Linked DNA regions of Homo sapiens: region 1 is linked to region 2. Evidence: read pairs that join two places in POLR2A ChIA-PET (ENCODE). Cell type or tissue: MCF 10A. All regions are shown on one strand. Links, peaks and the distances in the headings refer to the core of each region. The heading gives the core; the rest is flanking DNA.

What was found. Peaks named below come from ENCODE experiments on the same cell type or tissue, not always from the same donor. Only the 100,000 strongest peaks of a DNase experiment are listed, where the experiment ranks them.
Region 1: POLR2A ChIA-PET joins it to region 2 with 5 read pairs; 1 of 35 experiments calls an interaction of 5 or more read pairs at or near these places.

Annotation. Positions count from the first base shown.
Region 1 is chr17:80,496,182-80,508,631 of GRCh38, reverse strand. No RefSeq gene overlaps it. Among named protein-coding and RNA genes, the nearest start is that of NPTX1, 26 kb to the right of the region's middle. In MCF 10A, for the core only: no CTCF peak of the experiment used is centred there; DNase peaks (open chromatin) are centred at 6,441 and 7,031.
Region 2 is chr17:81,037,974-81,042,973 of GRCh38, reverse strand. All of the region lies in intron 1 of BAIAP2 (BAR/IMD domain containing adaptor protein 2), which reads right to left. Among named protein-coding and RNA genes, the nearest start is that of BAIAP2, 5.3 kb to the right of the region's middle. RefSeq lists an enhancer at 3,200-3,751. In MCF 10A, for the core only: a CTCF peak has its summit at 1,976 (motif pointing left); a DNase peak (open chromatin) is centred at 2,553.

The sequences.
Region 1 (12,450 bases), core at 3,932-8,931, 540 kb after region 2:
TGTTGCCGAGGCTGGAATGCAGTGGCACGATCTCAGCTCACTGCAATCTCTGCCTCTCAGGTTCAAGTGAGTCTCCTGCCTCAGCCTCTCAAGTAGCTGGGATTTCAGGCACCCGCCACCACGCCTGGCTAATTTTTGTATTTTTAGTAGAGACGGGGTTTCACCATGTTGGCCAGGCTGGTCTCAAACTCCTGACCTCAAGTGATCCACCCACCTTGGCCTCCCAAAGTGCTGGGATCACAGGCGTGAGCTACCTCACCCATCCTTTTATTATTTTGAATTGTGGTAAGCTACACATAAAGTTATCATCATTACCATTTTTGAGTGCACAGTTCAGTGGCATTAAGTTAATTTACGTTGTTATGCAACCATCACCACCATTCATTTCCAGAACTCTTTTCATCTTACAAAACTGAAACTCTGCACCCATTAAATGACAACTCCACATTCCCCTCCCCAGCCCTGGCAACCTCCATTCCACTTTCTATCTCTATTTTTCTGGCTGCTCTAAATACATCATAGGGCCAGGCATGGTGGCTCATGCCTGTAATCCCAGCACTTTGGGACGCCAAGGCGGGTGGCTCACCTGAGATCAAGAGTTCAAGACCAGCCTGGCCAATGTGGTGAAACCCTGTCTTTACTAAAAATACAAAAATTAGCTGGGTGTGGTGGCAGGCTACTGTAATCCCAGCTACTCAGGAGGCTGAGGCAGGAGAATCGCTTGAACCCAGGAGGCAGAGGTTGCAGTCAGCCAAGATTGCACCACTGCACTCTAGCCTGGGCAACAGAGCGAGACTCCATCTCAAAAATAATAACAATAATAAAATAAATACCTCATAGACGTGGAATTATACAGTATTTGCCCCTTTGTGACTGCCTTATTATTTATTTATTTATTTCAGACGGGGTCTGTGTTGCCCAGGCTGGAGTGCAGTGGCACAATCTCGGTTCACTGTTGCCTCCGCCTCCAGGGTTCAAGTGATTCTCATGCATCAGCCTCCTGAGTAGCTGGGACTACAGGCATGTGCTACCAAATCTGGCTAATTGTTTTGTTTGTTTTGTTTGTTTTTGTATTTTTTGGTGGAGACAGGGTTTCACCATGTTGCCCAGGCTGGTCTTGAAATCCTGACCTCAAGTGATCTGCCTGCCTCAGCCTCCCAGAGTGTTGGAATTACAGGTATGAGCTACCACCCCCGGCCAGCGACTGGCTTATTTCACTTAGCATGTCTTGAGATTCATCCATGTTGTAGCACGAGTCAGAATTTCCTTCCTTTGTGTATGCTGGGGGAGGCGTTTTCCTGCTCTCTTGCCCAGGCTGGAGTGCAGTGGTATGATCACAGCTCACTGCAGCCTCAACTCCTGGGCTCAACCAATCCTCCCACCTCAGCCTCTCAAGTAGCTGGAACCACTGGCATGTGCCACCACATCTGGCTGATTTTTTTTGTTTTTTTGTATAGAGACAGGATCTCACCATGTTGCCCAGGCTGGTCTTGAACTCCTGGGCTCAAGCAATCCTCCTGCCTCGGCCTCCCAAAGTTCTGGGGTTATAGGTACAGTTGTGAGCCACTGCACCCGACCTCTGAATTTTCTTCCTTTTTCAGGGCTAAATAATACCCCGTTGTACGTACATACCACATTGCTTTACCCATTCATGCGCCCATGGACATCTGGGTTGTTTCCACATTTTGGCTGTTGTGAATAGTGCTGCTATAAACACAAGTGTACAAACATTTCTTTGAGACTGCTTCGTTTCTTTTCTTTTCTTTTTTGAGATGGAGTTTTGCTCCTGTCGCCCAGGCTGGAGTACAGTGGTGCCATCTTGGCTCACTGTAACCTCTGCCTCCCAGGTTCAAGCGATTCTCCTTCCTCAGCCTCTCAAGTAGCTGGGATTACAGGGATGCACAACCACACCTGGCTAATTTTTGTATTTTTAGTAGAGATAGGGTTTTGCCATGTTGGCCAGGCTGGTCTCAAACTCCTGACTTCAGGTGATCCACCCGAAGTGGTGGGATTACAGGCGTGAGCTACCACACCCGGCCAATTTTTTATATTTTTAGTAGAGACGGGGTTTCACCATGTTGGCCAGGCTAGTCTCAAACTCCTGACCTCAGGTGATCCACCCGCCTCGGACTCCCAAAGTGCTGGGATTACAGGTGTGAGCCACCGCACCTGGCTGAGACTGTTTAGTTTCAGAGGCTTCAGTTGTTCACCTAATGATCCCTTTTTCAAAGTAGTTGTTTTTGTTTTATTTATTTTTTCAAGACAGGGTCTCCCTCTGTCACCAGGCTGGAGTGCAGTGATATGATCATCGCTCATTGCAGCTTCGAACTCCCTGGCTCAAGCAATCCTCCCACCTCAGCCTCCTGAGTAGCTGGGGCTACAGGCATGTTCCACCACACCCAGTTAATTTCTACATTTTTTGTAGAGGTGGGGTCTCACCATGTTGTCTAGGCTGGTCTCGAACCCTGGGGCCCAAGTGATCCTCCTGCCTTGGCCTCCCGAAGTGCTGGGATTACAGGCGTGAACCACCGTGACTGGCCTCAAAGTAGTTGTTTTAAAATTCAGAGTCTCCTTTGGGCTTTTTTCTTTCTTTCTTTTTTTGAGACAGAGTTTCACTCTTGTTGCCCAGGCTGGAGTGCAATGGCGTGATCTGGGCTCACCGCAACCTCTGCTTCCCGGGTTCAAGCGATTCTCCTGCCTCAGCCTCCGGAGTAGCTGGGATTTCAGGCGTGTGCCACCCCACCCGGCTAATTTTTTTGTATTTTTAGTAGAGACAGGGCTTCTGCATGTTGGCCAGGCTGGTCTTGAACTCCCGACCTCAGGTGATCCGCCCGCCTCGGCCTCCCAAAGTGCTGGGATTACAGGCGTGAGCCAGCTCACCCGGGCTTTGAGCTCTTAAATGCATAGTGAGCCCTGCCTTTGCCCAGCCCTGGCCAGTGCTAAGAACTTTACATGCATTGCCTCACCTCATCTGCACAGAAGAGGGTTTCTATTAATATTACTATCCTCATTTTATTGATAAGGAGCTGAGGTATAGAGAAAATAAAAAGCGCGTCCAAGGTTACACATTCGGTAACTTGCTGGGGAAGTTTTGAAGCCAGACACTCGGATGCCTGCGCCCACATTCTAAACCACTTTGCTCGATGGCTTAGCGTTCCTGGGAAAATGGAGAGGCAGGCACCATTGTCATTGTGTGGAAAAACTCAAGTCACAGACAACTTAAGCGGCTCTGAAGGCCACAGGGCTGTTTTCTCTGACTCCCGTCCCGAGTTTTAGAAGCTGCAGTACAATTATTCACAGACATTTCTTTCCTCTTCCCTCACTGCCTCTCCAGACACTGTGTCCCTAGGATGTTCCTTGTTCGGAATCCAGCCTCATCAGCCATCCCACGGCCCGACAGAAGCATCCTGACATCATCAATCCACAAGAGACCAAACGTCTGCTGAGCCCAGAATGAATCAGACAAGAGAAAGGTTAGGCGGCCAGGGGGAGCTAAAAGCCCCTAAAAGTTTAAAGAGATCCTACCAAATGGGTGGTTGGCTCCCACAGAGATTAGTTTTAATCAATTATTAAGCAATAGTTTAATATTTTAAGAGTCTGCTCAATCACAGAGAAATGAAAACATTTCATGACTTTTTTCCCTACATCTTCCAAAGCAAAAAATGTAAAGCAAGTGTACCTCCAGTGACACATTTTTAAAAAATTCTTTCTATTGAAATAATGGAATGTCTTTATTTTTTTTTAACTTCTTTTGTATTTGCCACACAGCCTGGCCTGAGTGGGTGCTGACCAGACACTCACTGAGCAGATGGGGTCCTGACTGCCTGAAGCTGGAGCACCCTGCTTTGTTTGGGGAGGTACCATAATGCCCTAACCTGCTCCTGGCTACTAACCATGGTGCCACAGTCTGTCCTGGAAGCCTCTGGAAGCTGGACACATGGGAAAGTCTCAGCATCTCCACTCTTTTCCCCACTCCCCCAGCCCCCACTTTCAGAGCCAATAATTTAGGAACTGGGAAGCAGCTGACAGAGGGCAGTGGGAGAGGGAAGGGTTAAACACTGTTCCCATCTACACGATGAACTCTGAAATAAGAGAGGTCCTGGACTCCCATTTTATGCTGCAATTAATTCTCCCTTTGGAGTCTGATACAATGTGCCTTTTTCCCTCTGTGCATCCATCCATGGATCCACCTACCCACCCATCCATCCACCATCCATCATCCGCCCATCCCTCAATCCATTCACCTATCTATCCACCAATCCACCCATCCTTCCACCCAGCCATCTATCCACCCATCCCTTCATTCACCCTACCATCAATACATTCACCCATCCCTCCATCCACCCATCTACCCCTACCATCCATCATCCCTCCATCCACCCATCCCTCCATTCATCCACCCATTCACCCATCCCTTCATCCACCCATATATTCATCCATTCATCCATCCATCCATTCATCCCTCTCTCCATCATCCATCCACTCCTCCCTCTATCCACCTATCCACCATCCCTCCATCCACACATCCACCCATCCACTCATCCCTCCATCCACCTATCCACCCATCCCTCCATCCACTTATCCATACACACACCCATCCACCCACCCACCCACACCTCCATGCCTCCATCCATCCTTCCATCTACCCATCCACCCATCCCTCCATCCACCCATCCCCTTATCCACCCATCTATTCATCCACTCATCCATCCATCCACTCATTCCTCTCTCCATCATCCCTCCACCCCTCCCTCTATCCATCCGTCTACCTATCCACCATCCTCCATCCACACATCCACCCATCTACCCATCCCTCCATCCACTTATCTATACACACAACAATCCATCCATCCATCCACCCACCCCTCCACCCCTCCATCCATCCTTCCATCTACCCATCTACCCATCCCTCCATCCACCCATTCACCCATCCCTTTATCCACACATCTGTTCATCTACTCATCCATCCATCCACTCATCCCTCTCTCCATCATCCACCCACCCCTCCCTCTATCCATCCATCCACCTATCCACCATCCCTCCATCCATGTATCCACCCATCCACCCATCCCTCCATCCCCCTATCCACCCATCCCTCCATCCACCTATCTACCCATCCCTCCATCCACTTATCCATACATGCTCCCATCCATCCGTCCATCCACCCCTCTACCCCTCCACCCATCCCTCCATCCACTTATCCATACATGCTCCCATCCATCCGTCCATCCACCCCTCTACCCCTCCACCCATCCCTCCATCTACCCATCCACCCATCCCTCCATCCACTTATCCATACACACTATTCATCCACCCCTCCATCCCTCCATCTATCCACCCATCCCTCCATCCACACATCCACCCATCCACCCCCCATAATCCAATCACCTCCTACCAGGTCCCTCCCTTCACACGTGGGGATTATGGGGATTACAATTCAAGATGAGATTTGGGTGGGGACACAAAGCCAAATCATATCACCCACCTACCCATCCACCTACCCACCCACCCATCCACCTACCCACCCATCCATGTAACAACATGTACCAGGGGCCCAGCTCTAAGCCAGGTGCTCAAGGATTCACTGTCTGGAGCAGAGACACACCTGGACCCCTACATGCCATCCAGGGTGCTGGGTGCTAAAGCAAAATGTCCTCAAGGTATGTTGAGCACAAGGAAGACAAGAGCCCCTCTGTGGGGCAGGTGGCCCTGACAGAGAAGGGTCTCTTCACTCAGTTCAAGAATACCACATAGGCAGACCAGCTGAGGTGTGGGGCAGAGGGAGTGAGACATGGGCCCTCCAGCCTGGGGCTTGTCTGTTCCAGCCCCAGCACGCTCTGCCCTTCCAGTATCCACTTTCCTCTCCTGTTAAATAAGGACGCTCCAGCCTTTGCCTTGGGCCATGCAGCGTGGGGTCACCTGGAAGCGGTCTGCACACTGGGCAGGCCCCAGCATTTCCTAGCTGCCCCTGTCTTCCTGGGGAAGCACATGGGTGGGGGGAGCAAGGCTACGAGGCCTTCCTGCAGATCATTCAAATGCATTTGCTGCATCCAGACCACGCCATGCCTTCATTAATGGAGACCTTCAAGATTGCTCTGTTTGCCTCAAAGCCACCCACTCTGCAGTGACGTCCGATCCAAAGTTTTTGCAAAGTTTGCAAAGTTTTCAGAAATGGGCCAGCACTTTAAACTCCAACTGCTTCTGCCCAGAATTTTCTCTTCCTCCACACAGCTGCCCCCAGACACCCCAGCTTCCATTCACGGTGAAGGCCTTGCCTCGCAGCAGTAACGTAAGAACCTGCTTTTGGGTTTTCTGAACTCCAAGCCTCACTAACCAAGGGGCACTTTATAATTGATTTGCCTCCATAAAATTCACAAGTGACTAATACACCCAAGAATTCCCAAGCCGCTCCTGGCTATGAGTTCCAACGTAATCCGTGTGTGCGCTGTCTGCGTCGGACGTCACCGCAGAGTGGGTGGCTTTGAGGCAAGAGCCGTGGTGCAGGAACACACTGGCAGAGCCCGGGCAGAGCCTTTCCTACATCTTTTGGTTTCGATAACAGGGTTTGCTTTAAGTCTTCAGCCAGGGGACCTGTATATCCTAAAGACAGTATGTAAAATATTTATTAAGAAGAGTATCTATTTTTAACTAGGGATGATTTCAGTTCTATTATTCATGCAGCCTCGGAGGGCAGGCTTCATGCTTGTCTGCTTGCAGGAGACGTGAAACAGAGCAGAGGCGAGTCTGAAATCAGAGACCAGGGCCTGGGGGAGGGCAGCGGGGGATTCCGAGCAGGAGAGGTGGGAGCCGTAGTGGATGGTACCTGCCTGGTTCCAGCCAAACCTCCACATTCGGGTCACTCTGTCTCTGAGATGTGGTGAAAGCTTTGGCTTCATTTTAAAAACAAAGTTATCTGCACCCCCTGCTAGTCCTTTTGAGGCTCCTCCTCTAGAGACGCCTCGGCGTGTAGGAGTCACCTGAACAACGCCCCGTGCAGCCTGTGGAGCCCAGGATAAGGCATCCCATTAAAGACAAGCACCTGCTTCCCGGCAGGCCCCACGCTGACAAGGTCTCAAAAAACAAGCTGGAACCTGTCAGAACCCAAAGAGAACACACTCAGCTACCCGCTGAGCCGAGAGCCATGGCGGGTGTCTGGTGAAGGTGCCAGGGTGAAGACCTGCTGAGGGACAAGGTTAGGACACCCTCTGCCCCCTCGAAATTTCTGTGTGTTTGTTTTTTTTTTGAGAGGGAGTCTTGCTCTGTCACCCAGGCTGGAGTGCAGTGCGTGATCTCGGCTAGCTGCAAGCTCCGCCTCCCGGGTTCACACCATTCTCCTGCCTCAGCCTCCCGAGTAGCTGGGACTACAGGCGCCCACCACCACACCCGGCTATTTTTTTGTATCTTTAGTAGAGACGGGGTTTCACTGTGTTAACCAGGATGGTCTCGATCTCCTGACCTTGTGATCCACCTGCCTCGGCCTCCCAAAGTGCTGGGATTACAGGCGTGAGACACAGCGCCCGACCGCCCCCTCGAAATTTCTAAGTACAAAGCTGCCGAACATCTGGGCACCTACAGCAGGAGCCTCCTGCACACCGAGTGGAGGTGATGACCAAGGGTGCTGAGGGCAGGAGGACCAAAGCTGAGTCCTAGATCACTTGGAACAGCCTTGGGACCCGGAGGCAGTCCCTTCACCCTTCTTAGCCTCTGTATTCTCAACTGTAAGTGGGGAACCCCAGAACATGCATCTCCTGGGAGGTTACGCATCACGGAAGACGCTCTGCCAGGATATCCAGTCCCTCCGTCTGCAAATAAGGAGGCGGGGGAGGGAGGGAGATGGACAGGCAGGGGGACATTCCCATTTGGCGCCTTCTGTTCCACACACACTGTTTCATTTGATTCCCTCCCATGCCTCTGCATTTTGCACTGGAGATGAGGGCTCAGTCCCCAGAGACCCCGTTCCTCCTCACTCACACCCGAGACAGCTTCAGAGAGGCGGGTCCTACCAGGGTCAACGTCCTCACAGGCAATGACTCTCCTGGGGATGGCAGCCGGTGCCTGCTGACCACGCATCCAGAGTCTCCTCCTCTCTGGGCGCCCCTTCTTATTTCGGGAGTGGGCAGATCGGGAGCCTCCCCACAGGCAGCCCCTGGGAAGCACACTCTGGGCCTGGCGCCCAGACTGCAGCTCCAATTCCTTCCTTGCCAGCCTGACCTTGCCCGGTGGAATCAGAGCAGCTGATGAGGCGGGGAGGGAAGGAGGCCCACGCCCAGAGGTTCCAGAACCATCAGGGGCACACACTCAGAAACCAAGGAGGCACGGACCGGAACATGTAGGTCAGCGCCAGAAGGCCCCGTGTGAAACCCAATTACAACCTGCCGGCAGGAAGGGAGCGTGGTGTCCTCAGACCTCGGGGAAGGTTGCGGGGTCAGCATGGCTGCAGTCAAGCTGGCTCTGCTCACCCTGGCATGCAGGCTCTGGGGCTCAGATCCCTGAATGGGCTGGCCATGGCCACCTGGGGCCCCCTGACTCCATGGAGGAGAGCAGGAGGGGGCAGGAGGGAACAGGAGAGGGCAGGAGGGGGCAGGAGGGGGCAGAGCTTCTCTTCCCTCTTAGGGCTGCCTGGGGAGGGCCAAGGAACGCGTGTCCTGTTCTGGGGGCTCCCTTGCTGGCCTGTTCTGCCCCCCTCCCTCTGGCCTCTTTGCTCTTGCTCCTGGGAAGCACACAGCTCGAGCAGACCCACAGTGCAGGGGTCACCACGCTCTCAGCCTGGGCCTCAATCTCAAACTCAAGGCCAGCCCACAACTCCCCCCAGACCTCCCCACCCTAGCATGGCTCTCAGGTATCCTCAAGGAAACCCCCGCCTTTGCTGCTCCTCACCCAGCTTCGGGCACTGCTTTCTGATTGGCCTCCCATCTCCCACTCCCTTTCGTCTTTGCCGCTCCTGTGACTCTCCTGGCCACAGCTCTCGCCTGTGCCCTCACTGCTCCCAGGTTCAGCGGCTCCCCACAACCTCTTGAAAACACACATGGAAAGTTATTCTGTCTTGGAGTCACAAGGTCACATTGCGGGGGCCTTGATAAAGATCTGTCCGGTTCCATTTGTTTATCATGAGCATGTATTTTTTGCTTTAAAAAGGATAGTGTTATTCAGTATAAAAGTAATCAAAGAAAATGTGCCTGTAGCCATTTTTAAAGGAAGGAAGGAAGGCGGAGGCGCAAGGCTAGGTGGGCAGCTGTTGGAGACGTGGCCTGGGGCCCCACTCACCCTCTGAGCCCTCTTGGATTCAAGCCTGAGGGGTCCACCTCATCCAGCCTGATGCCAGGCCTCCAGCCATGCCTCCCACCTCCTCCACCCGGCGGAAGCTGAACCCACTGGGGAACTTTGCCACCTGGCCCACGTTCAGTTTCCACCTTTGAGCTAGGATGAGATCAGACTCCCTGCCAGGGGTGGGAAGCAGGAGCCTCATCTGGGTTGGGTAGGAGATGGCGAGGCCTTACAGGCACATGGGGTGCTCACTGAGTTCTGAGCTCCACACACAGACCTCTCCCCTGACTGCCTGCGAGGTTTGAGTTCCGGGCGTGACAGAGCCGAGGGCTATATGTCTGGCAGCCCCCAGGGCTGGTGCCAGCGGCTCTGAGCCCAGCACCCAGGAGTAGATAATCACCATCTCTCATCTGCACACTGGAGACCAAGACCTTGTGCCACCCGTCCAGGGACACGGCCAGCACACAGCAACAGGACTTGAACCAGGGTCAGCCTGGCTCCAAATTTGAACTGCAACTGTTAGGGGTGCTCCGCCCGGGGCACATTGCCAGGCACCCCCGTCTGTTTGCAGCCCAGAGAGTAAGAGGCACCTAACCCAGAACCGGAGAACTCCAGAGGCTCCCCTCCCGCCCTGCTCTTGGCCAGTGAGGGCAGCTTGCAGCACGCCAGGGCGCTCCCAGGTGGAAACGCCACATGAAGCCTACTAATGGCCAAGTTCCTGCCTTTATTTATGTCCCTCTGCGGAGAGGCTTGAGGCTTCCCAGCAGCAAAACACTTTAAAAACGATAAAGAGACGCTGGATCCCGACCACAGGAATCCTGGAGGCTGGAGACACTGAGCCATAGCTGGTGCCCAGCTTTGAGGACGGCGGCCTCCCGAACTGTGGCCAGGAAGACAGGCCGGGCTCCCTCGGCCAGGGGAGGAGGGAGGAGCAGAGGGAGACAAGAAGACAAAGCCAGACCCCACGCACGCCCCGGCCGGCCTGTGTCGGCACCACCACGGTGGCCCGGAAGTCTGTTACGGGCGACATGCCATGCTTTGCATAATTCCACTCCTACAGCTCCCCAGCAATCCTGAGTTTTGTTCTCGCGCTATTTCAGATACGGCCACTGGTGTTCAGAGGTTAATGTGTGCAAGGACCCACAGCAGGCGACCGGAGCAGCCAGGATCCAAACCCAGGCACGGTGGGGGAACTGCGGCCTTAGCCGTGACGCAGCCCGGCCTTATGGCAGGCGAATTCCTGTGATGCTGCCCCAGCACACACTCACATATACACACAACACACACATATACACACAACACACACACTCACATATACACAACACACACACAGAGGCACACTCACATATACATACAACACATACATATACACACAACACACACACACAGGCACACTCACATATACACACAACACACACACACAGGTATACTCACATATACATTACTCACAGGCACACTCACATGACCACATCCTCTTCCTATACACTCACACACATGCTCACAAACACAAAAAAACACTTTTTTTTTTTGAGACGGAGTTTTACTGTTACCCAGTGCAGTGTCGTGATCATAGCTCACTGCAGCTTCAACCTTCCTGTCTCAAGTGATCCTCCTGCCTCAGTCTCCTGAGTAACTGGGACTATAGGCATGCATCACCATGCCCAGCTAATTTTTTATTTTTTGTTGTAGAGACAGACTCTCGATATGTTGCCTAGGCTGGTCTTGAACTCCTGGGCTCAAGCAGTCTGTCCACCTCAGCCTCCCAATTATACACTAGGATTACAGGCATGAGCCACTGTGCCTGGCCCCACATCCTCTTTCTATACACGCACACACAAACACACACACACAACCATGTCCTCTTTCTACATGCACAGACACACAACTACACTCTGTTTCTAAACACACACACACACACGCCACCTCTTTTTCCAGTGACCTATCTTTGCTTCAGACACCAGCACCTTGGAGGCCTCCAGCTACAGACTCACCTGCTCGAGGTGTTGCTTGATAACAGCTGAAACAGCTTCCTCCATCAGCCCAGGTTGTCAGTTGCAAGGAGCAAAACCTACCTGTGGTTAACTGAAGCAGAAGAGGGAGTTGACGGAAAGGTAGTGGTTGCCTCAAAGATGAAAGAGACTCCAGGAGAACCGAGTTTGGGCAGGACTTCCCCAGGCTCAGGGACGTGAAGGCAGAAATGCGCCCCTGAGAACACTGTACCCCTCAGGTGGTCAGGACCCAGGCGGCCATAGGTTTTGCTGCAGTAACACACAGGCTTGAGATACCACCTGCTCTAAGCGGCAGCTGTTCTTTCTGGTTCTTTCCCACAGTAGGTTCATCGTGGATCAGCAGGAGGCCTCCTTCCACTTCATCACCTAGGGATCTAGCCACCATGCCAGAGGGAAGAGAAAGAGCAACTGGGGGTGGGGGGTTCTTAAGGCTCCCGATTCAATGAGCTCTGGACAGGGGCGAGGGGCTGGAGATTGAGTTGATCACCAACTGCGGATGATTTAATCAAGCACGACTGTGTGATGCAGCCTCCGTAAAAAGCCCTAAACATGGGGTTCAAAGAGCTTCTGGGTTGGGGAACAGGTCAAGGTGCTGGGGAGGGCATGGAAGCTTGGTGCCTCTTCCCCCGTATCTTGTCCTATGCATCTCTTCTTTGTGGCTGTTTCTGAGTTGTAGCCCTTATAATAAACCAGCAATAGTAAGTAAAGCACTTTCTTGAGCTCTGTGAGTCATTCTAGTAAACTGTTGAACCTGAGATGGGGGTTATGGGAACCCTGATTTATAGCCAGTCAACCAGAAGAACTGGTGACAACCTGGGACTTGTCATTGGTGTCTGAAGGAGGGGGCAATCTTGTGGGACTGACCCTTAAATGTGAGGTCTGTGCTAACTACAGGTAGTCAGTGTAAGAATTGAAGTGAGTTGTAGGCCACCCAGCTGTCTGGAAAGTTGAAGAACTGGTCGATGTAGGAAAAAAAAAAAAAACCCTCACACATTTGGTGTCAGAGTGTGAGTAAAACTAGTTCAGAATGGTGATGACACTCAGCTGGGCATGGTGGCTCATGCCTGTAGTCCTAGCACTTTGGAAAGACAAGATGGGTGGATCATTTGAGGTCAGGAGTTCGAGACCAGCCTGACCAACATGGTGAAACCCCATCTCTACTAAAAATACAAAAAAT
Region 2 (5,000 bases), core at 1-5,000:
AGGCAGAGGCTGCAGTAAGCCAAGGTCACACCACTGCACTCCAGCCTGGGTGACAGAACAAGACTCTGTCTTAAATAAATTAAATTAAATTAAATTAAAATAAAAGCCCCGCCTGGAAGCAGCAAGGCCACTCTGCCCGCCACTAGCAGCATCCACCCAGACCAAGCTTGGCTCTGGGTGAGACAAACCCTCTACTGGACAGATTCCAGCTCCTGCGGCTAGGGGACACCCTCTCCCCCACCACCATCCCCACCCCCATTCTAATGTCAAGATGTCGCTGTTTTCCGGCACAGGCACCTGTGCTACCCCAGCGCATTCCACCATTCACGTCCTGCGACTCCCACTGGGGCAGCCATGACAAGCAGGCGGTCACCTGGCATGGCCCACCTGCTGACTGTCCCCTGCCACAACCAGGCAGGGGCACGCCTGGACAGCTCAGTGTACAAAACACATAAGGACCATCCGAAGAAGGAACAGGAGGCCTGGCCGTTGTCTGAAAACCTGCTGATCAAGAAAGCACCAGGGTGCGTTTGCTCACACATGTAATCCCAGCACTTTGGGAGGCCAAGGTGGGAGGACTGCTTGAGCCTAGGAGTTCAAGACCAGCCTGGGCAACATAGCAAGACCTCATCTCTACCAAAAATTAAAATAAAAAAAAAAATTAGCCAGGCACACAGGTGGGGCACGCCTGTGGTCCTAGCTACTCAGGTGGCTGAGGCAGGAGGACTGTATAAGCCTAGGAGTTTCAGGCTGCAGTTGAGGTGAGATCACACCATTGCCTTCCGGGCTGGGAAACAAAGCAAGACTCTGTCTCCAAAAAAAAAAAAAAAAGAAAAAAGAAAAGAAAAAAAAAAGTGCCAGTAACAAAAATGGAAGAGCAGGGGCTTGGAAGAAAATCTCAGAGACATACTCAGGAGGTGTTCTGGCATTGGCACCCCTGACGGCTCAGGGGCAGGTGCCCAGTGGACAAGCACACTGACAGCCCAGAGCTGAAATGTGACTCAGAAGTCAAACTCTTCATGAAAAATAAGTTTTAAGAAAACCCTACCAATTTACTTCACATGAATTCAATATATGATTATTGAAAAATCTACCCAAACAGGGCCAGGCGCAGTGGCTCATGCCTGTAATCCCAGCACTTTGGGAGCCCGAGGTGGGTGGATCACCTGAGGTTGGGAGTTCGAGACCAGCCTGACGAACATGGAAAAATCCCACCTCTACTAAATATAAAATTAGCCAGGCGTGGTGGCGCATGCCTGTAATCCCAGCTACTTGGGAGGCTGGGGCAGGAGAATCACCTGAACCCGGGAGGCGGAGGTTGCAGTGAGCCGAGATCACGCCACTGCACTCCAGCCTGGGCAACAAGAGCAAAACTCCGTCTCCAAAAACAAAACAAAAACAAAACAGAAAAAACAAAAAACAAACAAAAAACGAAAAAACACTACCCAATTATAAGACAACTGTTCCAGTAAGTATAAAATAAAAACTCTAAGCAAGAGCAAAAGCACCCTGTTGTAACTGACAGCCTTTCCCCCAACAAGGGGTCCCCAGCACCTCATGGCCCAGGACATCAGATCTCATGGTGCCGCGTGCATCCCACCCCTGCCCATCAGAGTGAGGACTAGAGCACTGAGGATACCAAGGCTGGTGCCACCTGACCTGGGACAGGCCCCAGAGCCTCCAGGGACCCTGGGAGCATCCTGCCCGCTGTACCCACTGCCCAGGGAGCAAGATTTGGCCAAGGTCATATGGCCAGGGGACTGGCCAGGCAAGACTCCTCCCGGCAGGCCTGGCAGGAAGCCCAAGGACCAGGCAGCATTTTCCAAAGCTCAGGGGTGACCAAACCAAGAGCCAGCAGACAAGGCTCTATAGCGTGAGTCAAAAAGACCAGGGGCAGATGGGGGTTAACTTGAGGGAGGTGCTGGGGGCGCCACTGTGCCTGACAGGCAGAAACGGGCCCCCGCCAGAGGCAGATCCCCAGCCTCCTGCCCCCTAGAGGGGACTCCTCAGCACAGCATGGGCTCAGGCCCTACCTCCCCACCATCTCCACAGCCTCCTCCACTCTTGCTCCCTGGGCTTTCTGGTCCCCTTGTTGCAGGACCAACACCAAGAGCCCCTGGGCCACAGTAGGAGAAATAGCCCTCAGCCTGCCTAGGCCAGCCCCACACCAGGGCCACCTCCTCAGCCTGCACTGCCCACAGCCCTGGGAAACAGGGATTCCAACTGCATGTGGTGTGAGCTGCCACCACCTCCAGGGAGCTCTCAGAGGGCCCAGGCCACCGCCCGGGGAGCAAACCCTCAGCAAAGGCGGGACAGTGATTCAAGCATGAATGCTCCAGAATCCAGAAACAAGATGTGTTCATTCCCAAATACCGATGGGCCCCTCACAGGCTGGCCGCCGTTCCATGCCCAAAGGAGGAATCCGTGGGCAGGACAGATCAAGCCCTTGCAGTCACAGAGCCAAACGGGTCCCTTCTCGGCCTCCCTTTCTGCCTCTGGGTTGAGGCCCCTCAAGTCATTGTGCAGCTGTACAGGCACAGCCAGGGGCCAGGAATGAATCAGCGCTCGGGGGAGGTGGAAGTGCGTTGGAGGCCGGTGCCAGCACCATCCCCGCCTGCCTGTAATTACTAGGGATCTTAGCGCAGGCTGTGGGGGGCGGCTGACGGCGCCGGCCGCCCAAGTGCAGAGCTTCCAGGGGACCACGGGCTCTGTGCAGCCACAAAGATGCTTCCCTATCCTGGGGCCTCAAAGAAAGTCACCAGACAAGGTGGCTGGGAAGGCAACACAGGGCAGACTCTGGCTCAATGTAAGGAAGGACAGGAGCCAGCCTCAACCAGCAGTCAGTGGCACCCCGCCTCCACAGACGGTGGCGAGTGTCCCCACCCATGGTGGCACCCACAGGCAACACTAGCCCAGGGCAGCTGGCAGAGAGGGCCATGCAAGGCTGGGTGGAGACAAGTGGTGATGTCCAGCTCTGCTCACCACCTGCCACTCCTGCAGTGACGCTGGGGTTGCTCCCCTGACCAGGGCCCAGACCTGTGAACTGGGGAGAAGGGTGAACCGGGCTTCAGCCTCCCGGCCAGTCTGCCTCCTGGAGCTCGGAAGGAGGACAGGCCCCTCCTATTCAATGGCCAGGTCACACACCAGCCCTCCCCTGCAAGACCACCTATCCTGGACAGTTCAGCCCATGGTGCCTGTAGCCAGCAGACAGGTCTTGGCCCTCAGGTCTCCACCTTTGGAAGCTTCAGTCGAAGACAAGGCAGCAACAGGAACACAGCTCCCAGCAGCCCCCACCCACTGCCCTCCCATCTAACGGTGGCCCCTGAAAGCCCAGGGCAGCACCAGCCTTCACTTTAATCCTGAACCTCAGGTCCACTCGGGCAGTACCACGAGCCAACCAATCTCCCCAACGAAGAATACTTGCTCAAGGCAAGGCTGTGGGGACAGCAGGCACGGGCAGGACACTCTCCCCCAAGCAGCCCACAACTCCACAAGCGCCACATCCCAGAACGCCTGGCCACATCCATCGGTAGACACGGACTTCATGCAGCCACCAACGGCACAGCAGGCATGGGACACCAAGCGAACGCTGGACGCCACCTGGAGCCAGCAGGCATGGGACGCTGAGCAAGCACCAGCAGAAGGGTTGTACACCCTGGAGCCAACAACCGGCAGGACAGTGCCTGGGGCCAAAGCCCACACAGGCTGGGCAGCCCAGAGGGCAGCATGACACGGCAGCCGGTCTTTGTGCCCTGGCCACCCCACCAAGGGGACCACATCAGCACTGCTCCTGGGAGACGTGCCCCCTGCTAAAGGCTGGCGGTGGCGAGGGCGGGTAACACAGACATGCACATGTAGAGAAAATGCAGGCCAGGTCTACTCAGTGACAGCAGACCCAGCCACCCTGCGGCAAGATGGTGCCCATGGGGGCCACCCCAGGAAGTATCCTTAAACACAAAGCACTGCATGCACGTGTGCACACACGGACACACATACACATGTACACGCGCACGGAGCTGGGTCCAGCACTGTGATTTCTCTCCTCCTCAGGTGCCGGGTCTGCTGCCCCCCCCACCCAGGAAGGCGACTCCAATGCCAGGAGGTGCCTGTCAGCAGGAGGTGCCTGTCAGAGACCACCCCCCACCGTCTCCAAATGGAGGGGATGGTGAGCTCTGCACACCCCAGGAAGAAGCTGGATGTGGCAGAGAGGAACAGCCAGGCCCGGGCAGCCGGGCACGGAGCAGAAAAGCCGGCAGTGTGCTCCCTGCCACCCAGCACATGACGCCCACCACCTGGCGCCAGCCCTTACCAATCACACCAGAGGCGGCAAACCCAACTGGCTCCTGGCTCCAGGAACCCTGTGGCACCCGTCTCCTCGAAGCACGGCTGCGGCCCCGCCAGGCTGGCTTCCCCACCAGCTGCTAGAGTGACCAGCCAGGGCCAAGAGCCTCGGCACAAGGAAGGCCATGGCCACGTCTGCAACAGGGACTCCTCCTCCTCCCCAGATGCTCTCTCAACCTCACATATTCTAGGACAGGCTGTGGGCCAATGGCACTATGCCCAGAGAAGGTGGTGGAGCCGCCACACTCCAGGTCATGGGTCACCTGGGAGCCAGGGCTTCTCTGCGGACACGAGACCTTGAGGAAAACACCCACCTGACATTCTCCTGGCATTCCAGGAGACACAGCCAGCCAGGGAGCCAGCCCCTCAGCACACAGGGATGCACGGGGCTTCCCCAAGAGGGCTGCAGCTTCAGTAGCCTTAATTCCAAAGGCCACCGGGGGAGGCAGATTCCAGCACTCCATCCCTCCATCTGGGCCACTACCCAGGGCAACCTGAGCAAGCGCTGGGCCCGGGCTCCTGTGGAGGAAGGGGTCTTCCGCGCCTTGCCCTCCCAACACCTGCAGGGCCCAGCCCACGCAGTGCCCCCAGAAGGTCTGAGATTATGTTCTCGGCAAACACCGGGAAGCCGTTCCACTCCCCTCCCCTTCATCTTCCAT